Linked DNA regions of Homo sapiens: region 2 is linked to region 1. Evidence: read pairs that join two places in POLR2A ChIA-PET (ENCODE). Cell type or tissue: IMR-90. All regions are shown on one strand. Each heading gives the region's core, and the rest is flanking DNA. Links, peaks and the distances in the headings are about the cores only.

Region 1 (11,311 bases), core at 1,285-9,284:
CATATAATAGATAGACTTGGTCTTATAGGTAAAGAGACTCTCCCTTGCCAAGTGGTATTTGAGCTGAATCCTAAAGAACGGTGAGAAGGAGTTCATCAGAGGAAGAGCTTCCCAGGAGACAGGAACAGACATGCAAAGGCCCTGAGGAAGGAGGGCCAGCATGGGTGCCATGCTGGGCTCCTGGGCTGTGTGACATCCAGGAGGGAAAGTGCCACCTCTGCCAGCCACCCTCCTGTTTTCCCCCAGTGACTCTCAACATCGTCTGGGCAGGTCAGTTCAGTAGCATGTACTGAGTACCAGGGCTCGGCAGATAGACATGGATATAAATGCAGTGCTGAACCTGCCCTCCAGGAACGAGAAAGAAGGAAGGGCCATGATGGAAATGATGATAAGAGGCAGCCTGGGGTACAGGCAAGGGAATCCAGAAAACATCTGTGGGTGAAAAGGGAAGGGAGAAATAGTCCCTGGGTGATCTGAGAAAACTTTTCTGAGAAAGTGGAATTTCAGCTCAGCCTTAAAGAAGGAGAAGGACCCTGCTAAGCAATTATGAAGGGAAGAGTGTTCCAGCTGAGGCAGGAGTTTGAGCTGAAAAAGAAAGGCAGAGAGGGAGCCGACACTGTGTCTGAACGCTGGGAAAGCCATTATCATAATGCTGCTTTTCTTCCAGCAAAATGGGGAGCTAGGCAGCCGAAGATATTTGTCAAACATAATTTTGTTTCCTTCAAATGCTAAAACTGTATATTTTAACCATTTTTGATGGTGATATTTCTAAAATGTTTTATACCCATTCCTGCCTTTCTTAACAAAGGATTCTAAATATAACTTAATCTTTTCTTGATGACGCAGGATCATGATCATGAGAGTGTAGTTATTTTATGCTGTATTCCCTATTTTTTACATTTTTTTCTGTCCTCTGGCTGACAGCTGTTAGTTCTCTTTGAATCTGCCTCCAGCAAATCCCTGCCCCACCGTTCTCCACAAAATCACTCTTCCTGTGTATATCTCACTTACAGTTTCTGTTTCACTGATAAACTAAGTGAATACCATGTTGAGAATCATGTGCCTGATATGTAGTATACTTCAATCAATACTTGTTGGTTAAATGATTAGTTAGGTTTTGACTGTAAGCCTAGGGTAGGGAGTCAATGGAGAGACCTGGGACAGTTCTTTCTGGGACCATATTCAAAACAGTGGGAAGTCAGACCTCCAGATAATGGGTTGTTACTCTGCTATTTTTACAGTGTTGCTTAGCAAGCCAAACCACCAACTGGCTTAGATTCTGGTGACGAACAACTATTTTTTCATGCCCTAGTGATGTTGGTTACCATGGTGCTCTGGATGACACAGTTGGCTTTTTTATAATTGCCTTTTAGTGGCTCAAGAATTTATTTTGTGATAAAGGTGTTGATTATTTCTGATAAAATAGAGCAGGATAATTACTATAAAGTACAGCCTTTTTTTTAAGCTAGAGAAAGGGACAGTTTTGTTTTTCCAAATCAAGGCGGTTGCTGCAGGATTGGTAGAATAACATTTTTGTGTTTCTCTTCCTGATTTGGTAGGGAATGATTTCACTTGATTGTATAGTTAAAAACAACAACAACAACAACAAAAATCTAGTATGTGTCAAGGTAGCTGTTTCTCATCTCATTCCAAAGGAGGCTTTCAAATATTAAGATACAAAGATTAGGAGCTCAGAGCCCTTTATAAACACAAGAGGCTCTAACAGCACTGTTAAAATTCTGGCATATATCATTGCAAAGAAGTATCCTGTAAAACCAAACTGTTTTGTAGCCCAGAACTGTTTAGACTTATAAAAGCATAAAATTTTAGAGCCAGAAATGGAAACTTGGTGATCACCTAGTCCCATCTTTTTTTTTCTTTCTTTCTTTCTTTTTTTTGAGATGGAGTCTCACTTTTGTCGCCCAGGCTGGAGTGCAGTGGCACAATCTCGGCTCACTGCAACCTCCACCTCCCGGTTTCAAGCAATTCTCCTGCCTCAGCCTAAGTAGCTGGGATTACAGGCGCCTGCCACCACTCCCAGCTGATTTTTGTATTTTTAGTAGAGATGGGGTTTCACCATGTTGGCCAGGCTGGTCTGAAACTCCTGACCTCAGGTGATCTGCTCACCTCGGCCTCCCAAAGTGCTGGGATTACAGGCATGAGCCACCGTGACCGCCCGGCATGTCTTTTATGATTGAGAAAACTGAGGCACAGAAAGGACAAATACTAAAAAGAGAAATGATAATCCCTCGTAGTTGCAAAGGCGTTATGTTTATTTATTGGCAAATGTTTTTTAATGACCATATAAACAAATATCACAGCCATATAAACAAAATTTCCAGTTTAGTAATTCATTGTGTGCCCACCATAAATGTGAGGTCAGCAGTTTTTATCCTCATTTTGTATATGCAGCACCAGAGATCTAAAGACAGAAGTGTCCTGCTCAATGTTAGTGACAGAGGTGGAACCAGAACTCACATGTCTGACTTGCCACCTCAGACCATGGAGCCAAGGACACAGACAGAGGGTCCCAGAGGCCTGAACTCAGATCCCAGCACCTTCGTTGACTAGCTACGACTGGGGCAGGTCACTATATCACTCTGAGACTTGTCTTCCTTCTTTTTTGTTTTGTTTTGTTTTTTTGTTTTGAGATGGAGTCTCCCTCTGTCGCCCAGGCTGGAGTGCCTTGGCATGGTCTCGGCTCACTGCAAACTCTGCCTCCTGGGTTCAAGCGATTCTCCTGCCTCAGCCTCCTGAGTAGCTCGGATTACAGACACCCGCCACCATGCCCAGCTAATTTTTGTTTTGTTTTTTTTTCGGTAGAGATGGGGTTTCACCATATTGGCCAGGCTGGTCTCGAACTCCTGACCTCAGGTGATCAGCCCGCCTTGGCCTCCCAAAGTGCTGGGATTACAGGCATAAACCACTGTGCCCGGCCTATTCCCCTTTTAAGAAGATGGAAGATAGGCCAGGTGTGCTGGCTCACCCTTGTAATCCCAGCACTTTGGGAGGCCAAAGTGGGCGGATCACCTGAGGTCAGGCGTTCAAGACCAGCCTGACCAACATGGTGAAACCCCGTCTCTACAAAAATATAAAAATTAGCTGGGCATGATGGCGGGTGCCTGTAATCCCAACTGCTCAGGAGGCTGAGGCGGGAGAATCACTTGAACCCGGGAGGTGGAGGTTGCAGTGAGCTGAGATCATGCCATTGCACTTCAGCCTAGGCAACAGAGCGAGACTCCGTCTCAAAAAAAAAAAATAGGTGGGGGTGGGGGGGAATAGTGATACTACATTGTGAGTTTACTCTGAAGGCTGAAGACAATTCCAGTATAGCCCTAAAGAGACTCCACCATTTGCCTCTTACCTCCCTGATCTAGTTAAATTAATTGTATACAGTTAGTCATCTTGTATAACAAGTCCTTTCTCTCTCTGATCCAGCCCATGTAAAACTGTATATAATAAGAAAACAAAATTGAAAGCTGTTTACTTTGGGTAGGGCCCAGGGGATGAAAATTGGACCGTAGGAGGTTCCTTCCATTTCTTTTATCCTGTTATCAGTTAGAATTCAGTTTCCTCCCCCATCACTCTGCTCTTCCTCAGACATCTCAGGCAAATAAAAAAACCTGACCATTTAAACAAATAACACAGCAATATAAACAAAACTCCTCAAAGCTCCAAGCAGTCTACTAAAATAAAATATCAGGCTAAACATAAGAAGGCTTGGATTTGAAGGCGAAGTGTAGCAAGGAGGTGGAATTGTGACTCCTTTCCCCTTCCCAGTTCAAAGCCGTTCTCCTCCCTTGCTAATCACTAGGGAGGTGCCGGGCATTAGCTCAGCATGCCTTCCTGCAGCCTCCAGGCATTTACAGAGTATGTGCCCATTGCTCTTAACACGTCAGAGACAGTAAACCTGAGATTTGGCCTGGAATGTGGAGTCTGCATTGTGTTGGAAAGAGCACAAGGTCAAGAGGCAGACAGACCTGGGGTTGTTCCTGGCTCCATCACATACTAATATTGTCCTTGGATAAGTCATTTTATTTTTCCAAGTCTCAGTTTCCTTATCTACATATTAGTAATAACAACCCCCCTTTTGCAGAGATATTATGAAGACCAGAGGTAACATATGCACCCAATGTACAGTAGGTATTACAGAAACTACTATGGCAAAAACTAGGAAATGGAGTCTCAGGATTCAGCTTGGTTTACATCAAAAATGATATGGAGAACACTGACGAATCTGTAGGCTGTCTTCAGCTGCAATGAAAACCTTCAAAAGCGTGGATTTTAAGATCATCTCAGGTATCTAGCTTACTTCAAACAGTGCCCCTGAGAGTCCACATATCTCTCTTCTCCCAGGGACTAGCCTAGCTTGACCACACTCCCTGGCTGGCCCAGAACTAAGTGATGACTAAAGTTGGCCCTGTTTGCCTTTCAATGTATCCTCCTCATATCTGAGGTTGGTTTGTGACCTGAGAATGACACCATCTGCCAAAGCATAGCCAAATCACTCTGGGTCACCATGGTGATTTTTAAGCAGGGGATTCTGGGTATGGTTAGGCTGAACCCAGAGAGAGAGAGTCAAACTGACCACCCAGGCAGTCTCCAAGACCAGTTCTGTATCTGAGAGGCCTGAGCTTAATGTATCCAGACTTTTCTAGTTGGGTCTTGAAGCTTTCCAGAAATCCTAACCAGGGCTCAATTTTGGCTTCACCATTTATTGGCGGAGTATTCTTGGAACGGTTATTTTATTTTTGTTTTCTTTTATATTTTTTAATTTAAAAAAATTTTTTTAAGAGATGGGGGTCTTACCATGTTGCCCAGGGTGGTGTCGAACTCATGGCCTCAAGCGATCCTCCCGCTTCAGCTTCCCAAAGTGCTGGGATTATGAGCCACCACCCTTGATTCTGCATTGCCTCTGGACCAGCTATTTTATGAACAATACGTTTTGACATAGTAGTGGGAAAGAAGGCAAAAAAAATACCAAAAAATCATAGGAGCCTTTAATGCAAGGAAGAAGAGTTCAGAAATGATCCTGCTTAGTCTTAAATGATCCTCCTACATGTGATTGAGATGGGGAGTAACCTCACAAATGCAGTATTTCGGGGATCGTTAATCCGGTTTTAGTGTACAAGATGTATTAGGGCTAGAAAAACCAAAAGGATGAATGGTTAGGATATTGGTGCAGTTGTCCAAGATGGGATGAGGGCATAGAAATTAAGGACACTTTGAATTAGAGGAGGAAAAAAATCTCTTAGACTTCATTACATGTGAACACTCCTCCTCAGTCTCCTTTACTGGTTCTGCCTACATCATATCCACAGATGTATCTTCAGCACCTGGCACAGTGCCTACCCATAGCAGATGCTCAAATATTTGTCCCATGAATGTTGCATTTCTATGACCTCTAAATGTTACAGTGCCTCAGGGCTCAGAAATTGATCTCTTCTCTGTCTACTCTCATTCCCTCGATTATTTCATTCATTCTCCCAAACTTATCAACATGAACTCCAGACTTACATTTCTAATTGCCACTGAACATCTCCACTTAGAAGTCTAAAATACATCTCAAACTTAAACCTGCCCAAAACTGAGCTCCTACTCTTTTTGCCAAACACACTCCTTAAGTGATCCTCCCACCTCAGCCTCCTTAGTAGCTGGGATTACAGGCGTGAGCCACCATGCCCAGCTAATATTTTTAATTTTTTATAGAAATGGGCTTTCACTATGTTGTCTAGGCTGATCTTGGAACTCCTGGGCTCAAGCAATCCTCCTGCCTCAGCCTCCCAAAGTGCTGGGATTACAGGCGTGAGCCACTGCACTCGGCCTTATGTCTATTCTTAACACAGCAGTTTAGCAAATGAACGCAGAAACAGAAAACCAAATACCGCATGCTCTCACTTATGAGTGGGAGCTAAATAATGAGAACACGTGGACACAAAGAGGGCAACAGCAGGCACTGGAGGAGGGAGAGGATTAGAAAAAAATACCTATTGGGTACTATGCTTAGTACCTGGGTGATGAAATAATCTGTATACCAAACCTCTGTGACACGAATTTACCTAGATAACAAACCTGCACATATACCCCGAACCTAAAATAAAAGTTAAAAGAAAAAAAAAACACAGCAGCTAGAGTTCCTTTTAAAATATAAGTCAGCCAGGCACGGTGGCTCACACCTGTAATACCAGCACTTTGGGAGGCGGAGGCAGGTGGATCACGAGGTCAGGAGTTCAAAACTAACCTGGCCAAGATGGTGAAACCCCATCTCTACTAAAAATACAAAAAAATTAGACTGGCATGGTGGCAGGCACCTGTAATCTTAGCTACTTGGGAGGCTGAGGCAGAGAATCGCTTGAACCCGGGAGGCGGAGGTTGCAGTGAGCCAAGATCACACCACTGCACTCCAGCCTGGGGGACAGAGCAAGATTCTGTCTCAAAAAACAAAACAAAACAAAAACAAAAACATAAGTCAGATCATGTCACCTTTTTGCAACACACACACACACACACACACAAATGTTGCAATGGCTTGTTTTTATGTCACTGAGAGTAAGACCCAAAGTCCTTACAAAGGCCTTCCTGGCTCTATCACATTGGCACCTCCCCTACCCCTCAACTCCCTGACCTTGGCTCCCACTACTTTCCTCTCCCACGTTCTACAGCCACCGCATTGGCCTCCTTGCCATTCCTTAAGCACATCAGTTACACTCCCAATGCATGACCTTTACACCCTGTTCTACTGCAGAGATCTCCACAGGGCTCCCTACCTCACCGCCTTCAGGGCTTTATTGAAACATCACCTCAGGGAGTTCATCCCCGTCTCCCTTCCCTAAAATTGTAACACCTGTTCTCTCACTCCCACACACTCCCTCATCACTATTCCCTGCTTCGCTTTCCCCTTAGCAGTGTGCTATATATATTTTTTTATATATATGATGTGTGTGTGTGTGTGTGTATATATATATATTTTTTTTTTTTGAGACAACATCTCACTGTCACCCAGGCTGGTGTGCATTGGTGCAATCATTGCTAGCTGCAGACTCAAATTCCTAGGCTCAAACAATCCTCCTGCCTCAGCCTTCCAAGCAGCTGGGACTACAGGCATGCACCACCCCACCTGGCTAAATTTTTTAAAATTTTTTGTAAAGATGAAGTTTTGATTCATTGCCCAGGCTGGTCACAAACCCCTGGGCCCAAGCAGTCCTCCTGCCTCAGCCTCCCAAAGTGTTGGGATAATGGGCTTAAGCCACGGCGCCCAGCCTTATGCTATATATTTTAGATATGTATTTGCTTTATTATCTCTTACCTCTACTTACAAGAGTGTAAGCTGCCGGAGGAAAATGATTTTGTGCATTGTGCTCATTGCTGCATTTCAAGTGCCTAGAAGAGTGCTCGGCATGTAGCAGTCATTCAGTAAGTACTTGTTAAAAGAATAAAGGAAGAAGAATTGAAAGAATGTGGGGATTTTTTTCTAAATTGACATAAAGGAAAGATAAAAGATGACTCTTGGGTTATGACTTAGGGTAACTAGAGTTAATGGTATCATTTACTGTAGTGAAGACGGAGGAAGAGCAGGGGCAATGTGTCTTGAAGATTAGGAGTTCCTATTTGGGTAAGTGATTTTGACAAGAGGACAGCTCAGGCAAAATATCTAAAACAGGAAGGGTGTTCAAAATAGACATCGAGGCCAGGTACAGTGGCTCACACCTGTAATCCCAGCACTTTGGGAGGCCAAAGTGGGCAGATTGCTTGAACTCAGGAGTTTGAGGCCAGCCTGGGCAACATTGCAAAGCCCCATCTCTACAAAAACAAACAAACAAACAAATAAACAAACAAATAGCCAGGCCTGCTGGCTTGAGTCTGTTGTCTTAGCTACTCAGGAGGCTGAGGTGGGAGGATCCCTTGAGCCTGGGAGGCGGAGGTTGCAGTGAGCTGAGATTGCACCACTGCACTCCAACCTGGGCAACAGAGTGAGGCCCTGTCTCAAAATAAAAAAATAGAAACCTATGTTCAGATATAAATCCAGTTCTCAGTAAAGAGGTGATTGTGATATTTAAATTAATAGGCTTTGCTGGGATCTTTAATCAGCAAGAGAGATGAGCGGAAGATCAAAGACAGGAGCAGAAGTTCTTAACTGCAAGTGCCCATTAGAATCACCTGAAGAAGTTTTAAACATTCCAGTGTCCCAGCCTCATCCAAGATCAATTAGATCAGAATTTCTGTGGGTGGGACACAGGCATCAGTATGTAACTCCAACGTGCAGCCAGGGTCGAGAATCACGAGTCGGAGTCTTTAAGATATATTTATCTGTAGGTGAGGATTAAAAAAAAGGAATCCACAATGGAAATAGAAAAGTTCCAATCATAAGGGTGGGAAGAGAAGTAGGGTAGTCTTGACCAGGATTTCTGATACCCAAGTGTGCGTAAGAATCACCTGGAGATATTGAGGAAATGCAAATTCTGATTCAGAAAGCTAAGATGAGAGCCTGAATTTCTGCTTCCCTCACAAGCTCCCAAGTGATACCATGTTTCCAATCCAAGGACCACACTTTGAGTAGCACATGTCAAGAGCAGTGTTTCTCAAACTTTAGTGTGCATAAGAATCACCTGGAGAGCTCATTAAAACAGCTATCTGGGCCGGGCGCAGTGGCTCACGCCCGTAATCCCAGCACTTTGGGAGGCTGAGGTGGGCGGATCATGAGGTCAGGAGATCGAGACCATCCTGGCTAACACGGTGAAACCCCGTCTCTACTAAATATACAAAAATTAGCTGGGCGTGGTGGCGTGTGCCTGTAGTCCCAGCTACTCGGGAGGCTGAGGCAGGAGAATTGCTTGAACCCGAGAGGCAGAGGTTGCAGTGAGCCAGGATCACACCATTGAACTCCAGCCTGAGCAACAGAGTGAGACTCAGTCTCAAAACAAAACAAAAAAACACAAAAAACAGCTATCTGGACCCTGCCCCACCCAGCAAGATCCTGATTCCGTAGGGCAGGGATGGGACCTCAGATCTTGCATTTTGAACAAAGGCCCAGGTAGTGTTCATGCTGCTACTCCAAGGAATACATTTCCATTGGTACCAAGTGACCAAGACCAAGGTAAGAAAGAGGAGACACTCAATGCTGTCTACCAAATGAATAAAAGATGCTGCAAGCACACCTGGAAGAAGAACGTAGCAAAAGCCACTATATTTTATAAGGTGAAGGTCACAAGTGAGGCAGAAACCATAAAACCATAAAACGATTTTGCTTAGTTCTCTATTTCCAAGCAATATGCTTTCCTCCTAGCTTTTTATTTTATCTTGGGAACAGTTACCAAAGTGCTGTAGCTATTTTTGAAGAAGAGAGGAAGCAAATCAATTATTTGCCTTTTTGTTCCCCTAAGGCATCAGAGGTATGCTAATGGAGTCCTTGAGAGCTCTTATCTATGGATGTGCCTAAACCATGTAGAATAGATGAGGCTATATTTATTAAAGACTTTGGAGGCTATTTTAGCTTCTTCAGATACCAAAATACAGTTGTGATGTTGCTGCCACTGCCTTTCTGTATATTTTTACATTTTTTTAAATTTCAGGTTCCGGGGTATATGTGCAGGATGTGTAGGTTTGTTACATAGGTAAACGTGTGCCATGATGGTTTGCTGCACCTATCAACCCATCACCTAGGTATTAAGCCCAGCATACATTAGCTATTTTTCCTAATGTTCTCCCTCCCCCAACCCCACCCCCCTAATAGGCCAGGGCTTTCGACCTCAATAGTATTGATGTTTGGGGCCAGGTAATTCTTTGCGGAGGGGACTGTCCTGTGCATTGAAGGATGTTTAGCTTCATCCCTGTCTTCTACCCACCAAATGCCAGTAGCATTCCCTGCCCCAAGTTGTGACAACCAGATTGTCTCCATACATGGCCAAATGTCCCCTGGGGGGCAAAATCACCTCCATTTGAGAACCACTGCTTTAAAAGCAATGCCTGAAAACCTCATCTTCTAAGAAATCTGACTTGTAGTTTGGGTATGTCGATACGAGGTAGTGATGATAACACCTTAGGTAGAACACTGCCAGTAACCAGTACTAGGACTGCCCTTTGGATTCTTGGGGCAATGGAAAACACTAATTTGACCTTCAGTAATGGGTAATTTTACTGACCTCAAATGTGCCAAGAGCCTAATAGGTAATGTGGTATCTCAAGCATGTCTCAGAGGAGATTAGTACAGAAGCCACAAAGAGACCCTTTCCCAAACCCAGCGTTGAATAGTCAATTACTACTTTTTGCCCACTTTACCACATATGCCACATATGCCACTTTACCACATATGCCATTAGGAAGTAAAGGTAGAAATGGTAAACAGGTAGAGAGGAGAAATAATGTGTGTTAGATACAAGCATTTGCCCAGAGAAAGATGGGAATGCTTGGGATATTTGAGCGCCCACTGCCCCAGTTGGACCCAGTTTAGGAGTTGTAAATATTCACAAGTCATCCCTGAGAGTTGATGAGGTTTCTGAAAGATGTGAACCAGGCCAACAGCTCTTTGTTCTCATATTTTCCCTCTCCTGCCTGTGATAAAGCCCTCATCCCTGTTCACCATTTCCGCCTGCACAAAACTCATAATACGGTGCCTTCTCCCCTATTTCTTGTCTCCCAGTGGCCTCACCTGTGGCAGACCGTTTTTACTCTCCACACATCCTAGAGCACAAAATGATCATGTGTGCTGGAAGTTATTACCCAAGTCCAAACCAGCATTCCTCTCATTTCAACCCATTCTCTTTACGAAGCAGTCCCTACTTTTACTCAACTTGTGTTGCAGGTTGTAACTTTCAGCCACACCAACTTCCTGCTCATTCAGGCATGGATTATTATTTTTTTCAATTGGCTTTCTTTTTAAAAAATAATAGCTTCATTGAGATAGGATTCACGTACCATAAAACTCATCCTTTTAAAGTGCACACTTAATGCATTTTTGTATATTCAGAGTTGTGCAGGCATCCCTACTAATCTAATTCCAGAACACTTCATCACCCCAAAAGAAACTCTGTACTCACTTAGCCATGCCCCACACTCTCCTTTCCCCAGCTTCTGGCAACCATGATCTACTTCTTCCCCTGTAGATTGGTCTATTCTGGAAATTTTACATAAATGGAATCATACAGCATATGGCCTTTTGTGTCTGGCTTCTCTCACTTAGCATAATGCTTTCAAGGGTCATCCATGTTGTAGGGTGCACTTCATTCCTTTTGATGGCAGGTTAATATCCAATTGTATTGATATAACACATTTTGTTTGGAAACATGTACAAGTTTTTGTGTGGACATATGTTTTC
Region 2 (11,311 bases), core at 1,264-9,263, 54 kb before region 1:
TGATGCATAGATTTGAACTTGAAATTCACCCTCTTAATCACTATCCTATACTTGGGGATCGCTAAATACCTCTCACAAACAACATAATAGCAGAGATTTGTTTCATTTATCTTTGTATCTCCAGCATCTAGTACAGAACCTTCCCTAGAGCAGAATTCATTAAATGTTTGTTGAATTATCTTAGAGCTAATCCTGCAAATATCAAACGTGTTGGTTCAGGTCCTCTGAAAAGCAAATGCCAAGAAGGAATCAGACATCCAAGAGATTTACTTAGGGAAATGCCCACGAAGGATCAAGGAGAGAAGCAGCAGGAATAAATGAGGAGAGCCTTCAAGTTATGATTAGGTATGACAATTGTGAAAGAAGAGAAGGAATGAGGACTGGGCAGGAAGAACCTCAAGCTAGAGCACAGCTCAGAGAAAGTCTTCACCAGGCCAACATGGAGTGTCCAAGCAAAGACTGCCATCAGAGGAGTCCCAGTTGAGCAGAAATGGCCCAACCTAGTAAACCAGCTGAGCTCAGTCATTGGCTGGGAGCAGCAGTGGGTGTGAGGGTGGCAGGGGTGTGTGGCTTGGAGTGAACATCACAGACAATGTGAAGAGAATATGGTCTGGTGTGAACATCTGGAGTCATCCAGCTATGTTTCTTGCAGCAGATCCTCTTAAATGGAGATCTGAGCAGTACACCTCCAGGATTATCACACCAACTTCAAACATTTACCTTAAGAAAATGGAAATTTTTCCCTAGGTGGTTCACTTTAAAACAAGGGAGTCTGAAAATCAATAGCATTCATATCTCAATGTAGAGATGTATATTTTGATGTCTCAAGCTCATTCAGCCATTACTTTGCCAAAGTTGCTTATCTTTAATAACTGGTAAATAAGAAAGCTAGTTACTGAGGAGTAAAAATAGTTTATACTAAAAATGGCTTCTGGTAGGGGATCCTAAACCCAAGTCAAAAAAGAAAGAAATGTTGTGGAACACTAGTCATTGGATTAAGACAGCATGAGGTTAGATTCTTCTAGAAGCTGTAGCTAAAGGGGTTAGGTCATGTCATATTTTGAATTTTACAGGTAGAACTGACGTAATAATTTGAGTTGAAAAAATGTAAGAATAGGGTTCACAGTAAGTTGAGAAATTTAACATGATGAGAGTGAGAGTGAAGGAAATAAGTTAAGACCCTAGGTAAGTCCTTTCTCAGGGCTTCAGTTTCCCCATTCCTAAAATCTAAGGGATAGGCTAGATTACATCGTGTTCTTTAAATTGTGTTCCAGGGAGCCCTGAGCAAGAAAATCTAGAACATGATGTTGAACTGGTAGGGTCACGGTGGATGGTTCTGTTAAGCTCTACCACGATAGCTTACACATAAGTTCCATGTGTGATTTTATGTTGTATATATTTATGTACATGATACAAAAGACTTCTGCCACTTTAATACAAAAGCAACTAGGTATCTTGAAGTTCTAAGCTTTTAGAATTTAATTATCCCAGAATAAAAAGAAGGTGTAAATTCTGAAAAAGAGTAAAAGGCAGAGAAGGAGGAGGAGAAGGATGGCTAAAATAAGACATATAACTGATGAAAAGTTTATCTCCTTTCCACCAAAATGAGGGAATGAAATGAGGAAAAATACATGGGATCCAGGAACCAGGGAATTCAACACAGGAGAAAAGCAAAGGGAACCCAAGGTAATGGTGAAGGGGGACACTGGGAACTATACAGCTGTACAGCAGCCTAGAGAACAATCAATCCAGATTGGAAAAAGACATGAAAGAGCTGCAAGAGGGACAGCCTCAAGCAAAAAAAAAAAAAAAAAAAAAGAATGAAAACTGGTAGATTATATGTTTGAGTGAATTGAGGAAACATAATGGAGAATCTGGGATGAAATAATGATAGATGCATTTAAAAATCAGCCAGGTAATTCTCAACCCTAAGGAAAATAAAATTTGTGTAAGAAAGAAATTTAATTATGGTATACTTATATAGTTTAGCTGTGAATATTTTCATAGTATTAGTAATCATTAAAATACCAGCTAAAAATCTAATATAATTAAATTGGGCCATGGTCACTGTCTTCTGTTTTACCAAGCCCCAAAAGATTTTTTCACATGGTAACATTCTGCGTCCCTGTAAGAAGTGACAAAAAATGGAGACTTGGGTCATAGGAGAGGCAATTTAAGAAGCATCAGGAGTGCCTAAAGATGGACTGAGAGGCAGCTGATGTTTGAAACCATCCACAGTGCAACAGATTGCAAAATTTCAGGTTGCGTAAATAAGGTAAAGTCTCTAAAAAATCTGTAGTACTTAAACTAAATCATAAATAGAAGATGAAACAATTTACGTGGCTGCAAAAAATATTATTTCTAATATTAGAACCCAAGAGTGTGTTAATGGAGACATCATCTGTTTTTTTTTTGGAACTTTCTTCTTCGTTTGGTTGTAGTAAATGTCCTATTCCTTTACTTTTCACATCCTACAATTACTGGTGGCAATTTTTAGCAATAAAAAATTGTTATCCATGATTTTTCTTTTTAGAATGCAGTTTATATTATTCTGATTGAGTCATCTTCTTGAAAGTTAATTAATTTTTTACTCAGTGCCAAGAGTATTTTAACATAGGGGGAATATCAGTGGAGTAAAAATATTATTTCATATAAAAGTTAAGGTTTTCCAATCACAGATGACTAGTTTTTTAAAGTAGTTATTTTCTTTTTCTTCAACTTATGGTGCCCTACTTGCAATGAAATGCCATTTTCTTTAAATTCTGACGTCTTGGCAAAGGGTTATTTTAACCGACACTCAAGTCAGAAGCTTATTTGTAATGTTCTTTCACTTCAGTTTACGGCAAATTAAATTATGGTTTCAGTTAAACAAAATTACATTAAAAACTGTACTGCTGAAATAAATAAATACCAGCTAACGAAAGGTTATATTATAACTAGAAGACAAGGGGAGCAGGAGGAGGACAGGGCAGTATAAATGAACTAAAACCTCATCTTTCACAGAAGGCACCCAATATCTAATATGCTAAAGAAGAAACTAAAAATGGTTGCTTCTGACAGAAGACTCAGAGGTAAGCAGGGGTTGGGCCAAGAACAGCTTCCCCTCCCCGCCCACTTATAGATCTATAAACCTATAGATTGTTTAAATTTTAAATTATGAAAATATATTTGATTAAAATTATTTTTTTTAACTTTACATCTTCATAAAATGATAAAGAGAGTAGGGGGCAGGGAAGAGAGTCGTCTTAAAGTTTTCTTTGCCTTTATTTGGGTTCAGGGCAGATATAATGGAGAAGTGAAAAAGCCAGAGTGAAAAAGCTTGGAGCTTCTAAAAGGCAGAACCCTGAGTATTTCATTCATCTCTGTGTCCCTAGTACCCAACACTATGCCTCATACCTTGTAAGAATTGTAAAAGGATTATTGAACAAGGTCTAAGTAAGGCTTCCTAATGATGTCAGTCATATCTTCCTACATTCCTTCCAGGAGGGCAAAGGGTGCCACTGAGCCCAACTGACAACAGAGCAACTCACTGTTAAGGGATCCATCTCTTTACTGGAGAGATGATCATGTGATTTACTAAGAAACAGCTATCAGTGGAGCGAAAAGCCTGAGGAAATTTTCCACCTCAGACCAGGTGGTTCTTATGTTTCTCTCTGATCACTGCTCCATTTATGGACTATTGGCCCATAGTGGGTTGGGGCACAGAGTTGTAAGGAATAAAACAGCTGGTTTCTAGTTATGAACCTCCCACAAATTAGCTGTGTGGAGAACAACAATTTCTCCAAGCCTCAGTTTAATGGTAACAGAAGCTTATACCAAATAATCTCAAAGGTCTAATTCAACTTTAACATTCTATGACCTTAGGTGACCCAGACAAATTATTGGAATGTGAGGTGTAGAACTTTCTTGAGCTGCTGGATCAACAGAGCTGAAGATTTCTGAGGATATTTGGAGGTGTCATCAATATTTCTAATCAAGAAAATTAAGTCCTAGGGATAGTCACTGACATTTAGAAATCATTCAAAAAGACTTTTTGGTCTGATATAAGTGAAAAGGGTAAAAATAATTGTTGAACAACGAAAAGTAATTTGAGCTAAAGTGAACCATGAAGAAGCCCCCTTCTTATGAGTATTCTGTCCCCAGAAAGAATACTGGGGAGGAAACAATTACAAGTAGGAGTAAAGGGTAAAAGAGTTTACAAGGTTGATGTCAGAATAACATGAATTAGCACACAAGGCCACAGGGGATGGATCAAAACCAATGGAGGTCCCATCCTGAATTTACAAGGGTCTGGTCTTCATTTGCTTCTCACTTCTGCCCTCTCTGATTAGTGGCTAAAGAATCACCACATGGGCCAGATGCGGTGGCTCACGCCTGTAATCCCAGCACTTTGGGAGGCCAAGGCGGGCAGATCACGAGGTTAAGAGATCAAGACCATCCTGGCCAACATGATGAAACCCCATCTCTACTAAAAATACAAAAATTAGCTGGGTATGGTGGCACTTGCCTGTAGTCCCATCTACTTGGGAGACTGAGGCAGGAGAATCACTTGAATCCAGGAGGTGGAGGTTGCAGTGAGCCGAGATCGCGCCACTGCACTCCAGCCTGGTGACAAAGCAAGACTCCATCTGAAAAAAAAAAAAAAAAAAAGAATCACCATATGTTAGTGCCAGAAGAGACCATGGAAATCAACCTTTTGGCATCCTATCTCGTTTTTTCTTTCTGATGAAGATCCATGAAGCCTCGAGAGAAGAGATTTTCGAAAACTACATTCCTAGTAAGTGATAGGGCTAGGCCCATCACCCAGACAAACTCAGATCTTCAGATCTAGGTTTGCATACTTTTTCTTCCTTGGCTCACATTCTCTCTCTTGTTCTCACTCCCATTTAGTTATTTAGTTATAAAAGATAATGGCCTATAGTGGGTTCCAAACTGTCGAGTAAATCACACTGTAGTGAGCCCCACTGAGAAAGGCCTGCACAGGTGTCTGGGCAGAGACAGAGAAAAGCCAGATTCTTCCATTCAGTTTTTGGCAAGCTCCATTCCCCTCCAGTTAAATTTAAATGAATTTTTAAGAATGAACAAAAAACTAGAAACCAGAGGGGGCCAAATAAATGGCTTTTGAATAAATAAATAAAAGGTTGTAAGGGCCTACATATCCTGTTGGTTTGAAAATGTCCAAAAAGTAGAAGAGTATGAAGGGAGGGGAAGAAAGGGGAGAGGAGCAAGTAGCCAGACACATCACATGGAAAATGTTTGAAAACAGGCTGGGAACTGGCTAAAAGCAGAGTAAGTAAATAGTTGGGAAGTTGGCTGGAAATTTGCACCAGAAAGCATTCTTATTTATTCATTCATCAAATAAATATGTTCTGAATGTCTACTAGTGTATAACACTCTTCTAAGCCCAGAAGGAAGTACTCAAAACATTAAAATGCACTCTGAGTCATGAGAAGTTTGTAATTTAGTTGGAGGGAGGACATATGATTGAACAAGCATTCAGGGAGTGCTTACCACATGCTCGGCACTGTGGTAGGTGCTAGGTATTATAGACATGAATGAGACAGCCTCTGCACTCATGGAACTCACATTCTAGAGCAGTGTTGTCCATCAGAAAAATAATGAGAACCACAAATATGAGCCACACATATATTTTAAAATTCACTAACAGCTATATTTTAAAAGGTTAAATAAATGGATATGTTAATTTTAATAATATATTTTATTTAACCAAACATATCTGAAATATTATTTCAACATGTAATTAATATAAAAATGAGATATTTTACATTTTACATTCTTTTTTTCGTACTAAGTCTAAAATCCACTGTGTATTTGCACATCTCAATTTGCTCTAGCCACATTTCCAGTGCTCACAAACCACATGTGAGCTACCTTATTGGATGGTACAGATCTAGAGTAATACTTCTCAAACTTCTTTTGATAAACATAAATATTACATTTGTCTGAAGTTTTTGATATACACCTTCTCTGCTCCCGCCTCCCCAAACCCTTCCTTGTTCAAGCAGAAATTCTCTATTTTCGCCTCTCCCTTCCTACCCAGTTGATAATCTCTACTTTGCTGGCTAAAGCAGGGGGCCAAAAGTTCTATGGTTTTCCAGGGTATAAATGACCCTCTTCACCTGTAAGATCTGATACTTAGCTACCCATACCCCACATACCACTCACACATACATCTATCTGAAAATTGTCATAAAATCTTAACATCACACAAATATAAAATAAAATAGTAACATGGGAAGTAAACAGCAAAAAGGAAAAAAAAAGGAAGCTATATAAGTTGATTCAAAAAGTAGTGCCTGATCATATAGCAAATGGTATAAGTTAGAACTGAGAAACATTGGATAGGCCAGAACAGTCAGGGAAGCCTTTATTGAGAGAATGGGATTTGAACTGTATCTTGAAAAATGAATAATGCACATTGAAATAAAACATAAAATACTTTGCCTTTGTCATATAAAAATAAGAATTTGAAAACTTGGGCCATTCATCACTTAAAATGCATTTTTAAAAATTTCTGAGAAGATTGTGTACCCAGTTCTAGGATAACTTTTACAGAAAGGGATAAGAACATTTTGTTCTTCCTATAAAAATGGATAGGTTGGTAGATTAAGGGTCATGATCAAGTGAAACATAACTGATTTTTACAGCTGCCAGTTTTAAAAGAAAACAGACACTGGCGAAGCTTTTCTTAATCTTTAAACAGTTTTAAAAAGTATATAGTGACAAAAGAGTAACTAAAAAATTAATCAAGAAAACAGAACATTATACTTTAATCAATAATATAACAATTACGAGTTTTCAAAATTTCAGCCCAGATTATAGTCAATTACAAGAGACAGAAAATAGAGGAAAATATGTGCAGGGCATGGCCTACAGAGAAAGGTATAAATGTCTTATTCTCTCAGTCCAAACCCAAATTATTCCTATAACTTCCCAAGTCTATCAGACAAAATCCTTGTCCAAATGCCTGGACAAATTCTTGTCCAGGTCCAGCACTGATGGACAAGGCTAACATCTTAAACTCCAAACCAGATTCAGGTTTCCTCCTCAGTCTTCACCTGCTACTAAACCTACTTAGGGCATGAATGACCCTTCCTCAAGATATTTATCTCAGGTGAATGCGGCAGTAGTGTCTGACCAGTGGATTATGTTCTAAAAATTTATATCTAATAAGATTGCACCTAAATTAACACATCTTAACACTCAAAATAGGATGGTGGTAAAGAGTGCAGACTTGAGCATTAGACCACCAGGGTTTCGATAATCCCCACTCTTATGAAGATACATATTCTAATTTATATGTACACATATATATATAGAGACAGAGAGAGAGATGAGCTGTGCTATATGTTTATGTATTTATATATTATATGTAAATTTTTATATATTATATAGTATATAATACATACATATATAATATATAATATATAAATATATAATATATACATATAATATATAATATATACATATAATATATTAACATATATAATAATATATAATATATTTATATATAAATACATATTATATATATGTTGCTGCGCTATATTTATTATACTTTACCAACAGCATTCACAGGACAGAGCAATACTCATTCTAAGACATTGTAAGTGGGACTGGCAAGTTGTAAATTAGCAATCTACTGGGAGAGATATTTCAAGAGCTTTAAAAAAGTACACTTTGGCCGGGCGTGATGACTCACACCTGTAATCTCAGCACTTTGGGAGGCCGAGGCCGGTAGATCATCTGAGGTCAGGAGTTTGAGACCAGCCTGGCCAACATAGTGCAACCCTGTCTCTACTAAAAATACAAAAAAAATCAGCTAATAAAAATACAAAAAATCAGGCGTGTACCACCACGCCTGTAATCCCAGCTACTCAGGAGGCTGAGGCAGGGGCATTGTTTGAACCTGGTAAGTGGAGGTTGCAGTGAGTCGAGATGGCGCCACTGCACTCCAGCCTGGGCAACAGAGTGAGACTCAGTCTCAAAACACACACACATTTTCACTCAGTAGTTCTACTCTCTGAAGTCTGAAGTAACTATAGCCTCGCAAAAATCTATAAAAACAGAGATGTTCATAATAGCATAATCTGTTAGATGAGAAATGAATTTAAGCTAAATACTTATCAGTGGAAAATTAACAGTAATAATAGCCTTTCATAAATAGCATTTACTTTGTATCAGGCAATATTCTAAGAGGTTTTCATGTGTTGACTCATTTAATCCTTTCAACAGACGAGTACTATATTCTCAATTTTAAAATAGAGAAATTGACGTACCCAAATTAAGATGTCCAAAGTCATACAGATAAAAGGTGGTAGAACCAGGAAATAATCCAAAGTCTGTGTTCTCAACAACCATAAAATACTGCCTCTCAGGAGAATGAATTATGGTATGTCCACACAATAGACTACTAAATAACCACTGATTTGGGTTTATGAATTATGTATTCAAACTTTGGAAATGCTTATGTTGTAATGTTAAGTGAAAAAAAGCAAGATAAAATCATACATAAACACACTCACAGTTATTATTCCAACTAAGTAAAACAAGACTGAATTAAAGATGTTTTTTTCTTTCTTCCCTATATTTTCTAAAATCTTTGTAATACTGTATTTAACTTTTTTATACAAGAGGCAACTGGAAAGTACAGCCATACTTTTGCTGATGAGAGAATAGATCTCAACGATACACTTTGTTTTCAAAAACTTATTTACGAAAAATAGCAAGGTTAGGCAGATAAAGATTATGCCTTTGGAATCAAAAAACTTATGCTGAAAAACCTGAAACACTCCACCCAAACCCTGTAAGGAAGATTTATCCTCATCTGTAGAATGGGGATATAAACAAACCCTACAATCACTGCAAAGATCAAATAAGATGGTTCAGGTGGAAACAAATTGGAAAGAAATTTGGTATTATTTCTCAGTCTGAAGTACAGGCCAGCATAACCTTTAGGTTATCATCTTAGACAACACTGCCTCCAAAAAGTGTCCCCTGACTGCCTAAATCTAGCTTCTTTAGCCTTGGCTTAGGAGCAATTACACCCCAAATGTGACGTATCACTTATCACACTGAGTATTGTCTGTTTAATCACTTTCTATTTGGGGGAACTTCAATAGCTATTTTGAAGTTTACAGCAAACTTTAAAAGCTTGCTCATATAGCCTTCCAAAAGACTTCTATTAAATACAGGCCTCTGAACATTTAGCTTTCCATGTAGGATGCAGTAGTCTGAAGCATGTAAACATTACCACTTACAATAACTGGAAAGGCTGGATATGAGATAGGAGGTGAGACTGGACTCCAGAGGCAGGGCTCAGATGCTGAACCAGATTGAGGACTAACTAAAACAGGGCCAGGGTGGAAGCAGCTTTCAATCAGATGCCCCCCCAACATGCCGTTTCAATTTATGTTTGCCATGAACACAGAGTTACTGCCCCTTTCTGCGGAAATGACTCAATGAGCCCAAATTTCTGCATCAACCACCCCTTAATCTACATGCAATTAAAAGTGGGCATAAATATGACTGCAAAACTGCCCTGAGCTGCTACTCTCTTGCCTACAGGGTATCCCTGCTCTGCAGGAGCAGTCACAGAGCTGTAACACTGTTTCTTTAATAATGCTGTTTTCTTCTATCACTGGCTTGCCCTTGAATTCTCTCTTGGGCAAAGCCAAGAACCCTCCTGGGCTGAGCTCCACTTTGGGGCTTGCCTGCCCTGCATCAGCTTGGTACCCAATGCAGGGTGAAGAAAGAAGATGGCTTCATGAGATATGGCAGTCGGAGATCTGGGAGCCACAGTCTGTAAGGTGGCAGTCGGCCAGTGACAGTCAGTAGGGCAGTAGTCAAGGACTGGCCAGGCGGCAGTCAGAGATCTGCCTGCTGGCAATCCACAGAGTGATGGTCAGCAGGAAAGTAATCATCTGGACAGCAGTTGGCAGGAAGGCAATCATCGATGGGAGGGCAGGAAGGCAGGACAGCAGTCAGTGGATGGCAATTGACGAGATGAGGAGCAGAGAGGGAGCAAAGCAGAGCTGTAATACTCTAACACCAACCAAGGGCTCTTTTCAGAGCTACATTTTCCCCGGCAAGCAGCAGAGCCCATCAGAAGAGCAAGCAGCCACAGTTCCACTACCTCGTGTAGGGCCTGCTTCTCCCCACCGCAGCCTGGTGGGTTACCTGTGCAGGCCCATCCCACTGCCACAGTTGAGCCTACTGGTGGAGTGGCCATAATGCAGTCTGCCTCATGTGACACCCGCCCCTCCTGCTGGCAGCCCGGTGGGTTACCACCCATGCAAGCCCTTCCCACTGCTGCAGTTGAACCAAGCCCATGCAAGTTGAGGTATCCTGGAGAGATCTTCACCAAGGTCCCACACTAAAAATCAGTCAGCGCCGTTTCCACTCTGGTGAAGAGGTGACTGTTCCTTCTGCCCACACTCCCATAGTATCAGGAGAACTAGGGAATAAAGTAACAGCCTTTGGCTAGGCAATTGCTTAGAAGTCCCTCATTGTTTGAATGCCAGAAAGCATGTCCTTGTCACCCCTTCTCCCACTCCTTTGTCTTCTGACTCCATTGTATTGTTCCATCAGTCATTTTATTTTCAGTCCTAAAATGGGTGCAGTCTTATGTTTGCTTTTAACTTTCTGTTAATTGTGTGTGGGTAATTATAACGAGACACTTGATTGTGAGAGACCCCTGTTTTGTTCACTCTAGGATGCCAGAGTCATGTCGTTCTGTGACCCCAACTTGGTCTTGGGTTCACTGCTGGCCACCCCCTGGGTGGCCCAGGGTTTTCAACACTTGGCGAGGGGACCCTTATTGGCTGCAATTTGGACACTCTGAATTTTCAGCATTGGTAATTTTGACCACCCTCCAGATGCTTTGGGGTATTTGGTGTTGACATTCCCTATAGTATTGTGGGTTATAGCCGCTCCCCCAGGCGAATGTTGGTCTTGCCTTTTTCTGCCCTAAAGTTTGAAGTATTATTTTCTTAATTGCCAATTCCAAGTGCTTTCCTGTGTGCTGTCTTATAACTGCTTTGCTCAAGCCCCTCTTGGTCAAAGGAAATGGGGAGTTCCTAGGCCCCTGGCCTGACAGAGCTACCTACAGCATTAGCCAAGTGGCCACCCAATATTCTTTTTCAGTGTCTCTGCTACTGGGTAGGTTCTCTGGCAAGTCAGAGCCTCTGAGGTCTCCACCTAGGCAACGCTGTCTACCCTTCCCTTCCTCCCTTACACAGTCACTATCTGTTTAGCCCATCTCTCTGCACAACCCTCACTCTCTGTGGAATTT

The links. ChIA-PET counts read pairs that join two places held together with the same protein. Peaks named below come from ENCODE experiments on the same cell type or tissue, not always from the same donor. Only the 100,000 strongest peaks of a DNase experiment are listed, where the experiment ranks them.
Region 2: POLR2A ChIA-PET joins it to region 1 with 9 read pairs; 1 of 35 experiments calls an interaction of 5 or more read pairs at or near these places.

What each region holds. Positions count from the first base shown.
Region 1 is chr10:99,341,085-99,352,395 of GRCh38, forward strand. The region is part of intron 1 of CNNM1 (cyclin and CBS domain divalent metal cation transport mediator 1); the gene reads left to right. Among named protein-coding and RNA genes, the nearest start is that of CNNM1, 17 kb to the left of the region's middle. In IMR-90, for the core only: no CTCF peak of the experiment used is centred there; DNase peaks (open chromatin) are centred at 4,477 and 5,347.
Region 2 is chr10:99,286,952-99,298,262 of GRCh38, forward strand. It overlaps a transcript of HPSE2 not described here. Among named protein-coding and RNA genes, the nearest start is that of CNNM1, 37 kb to the right of the region's middle. RefSeq lists an enhancer at 10,153-10,652. In IMR-90, for the core only: no CTCF peak of the experiment used is centred there; a DNase peak (open chromatin) is centred at 5,400.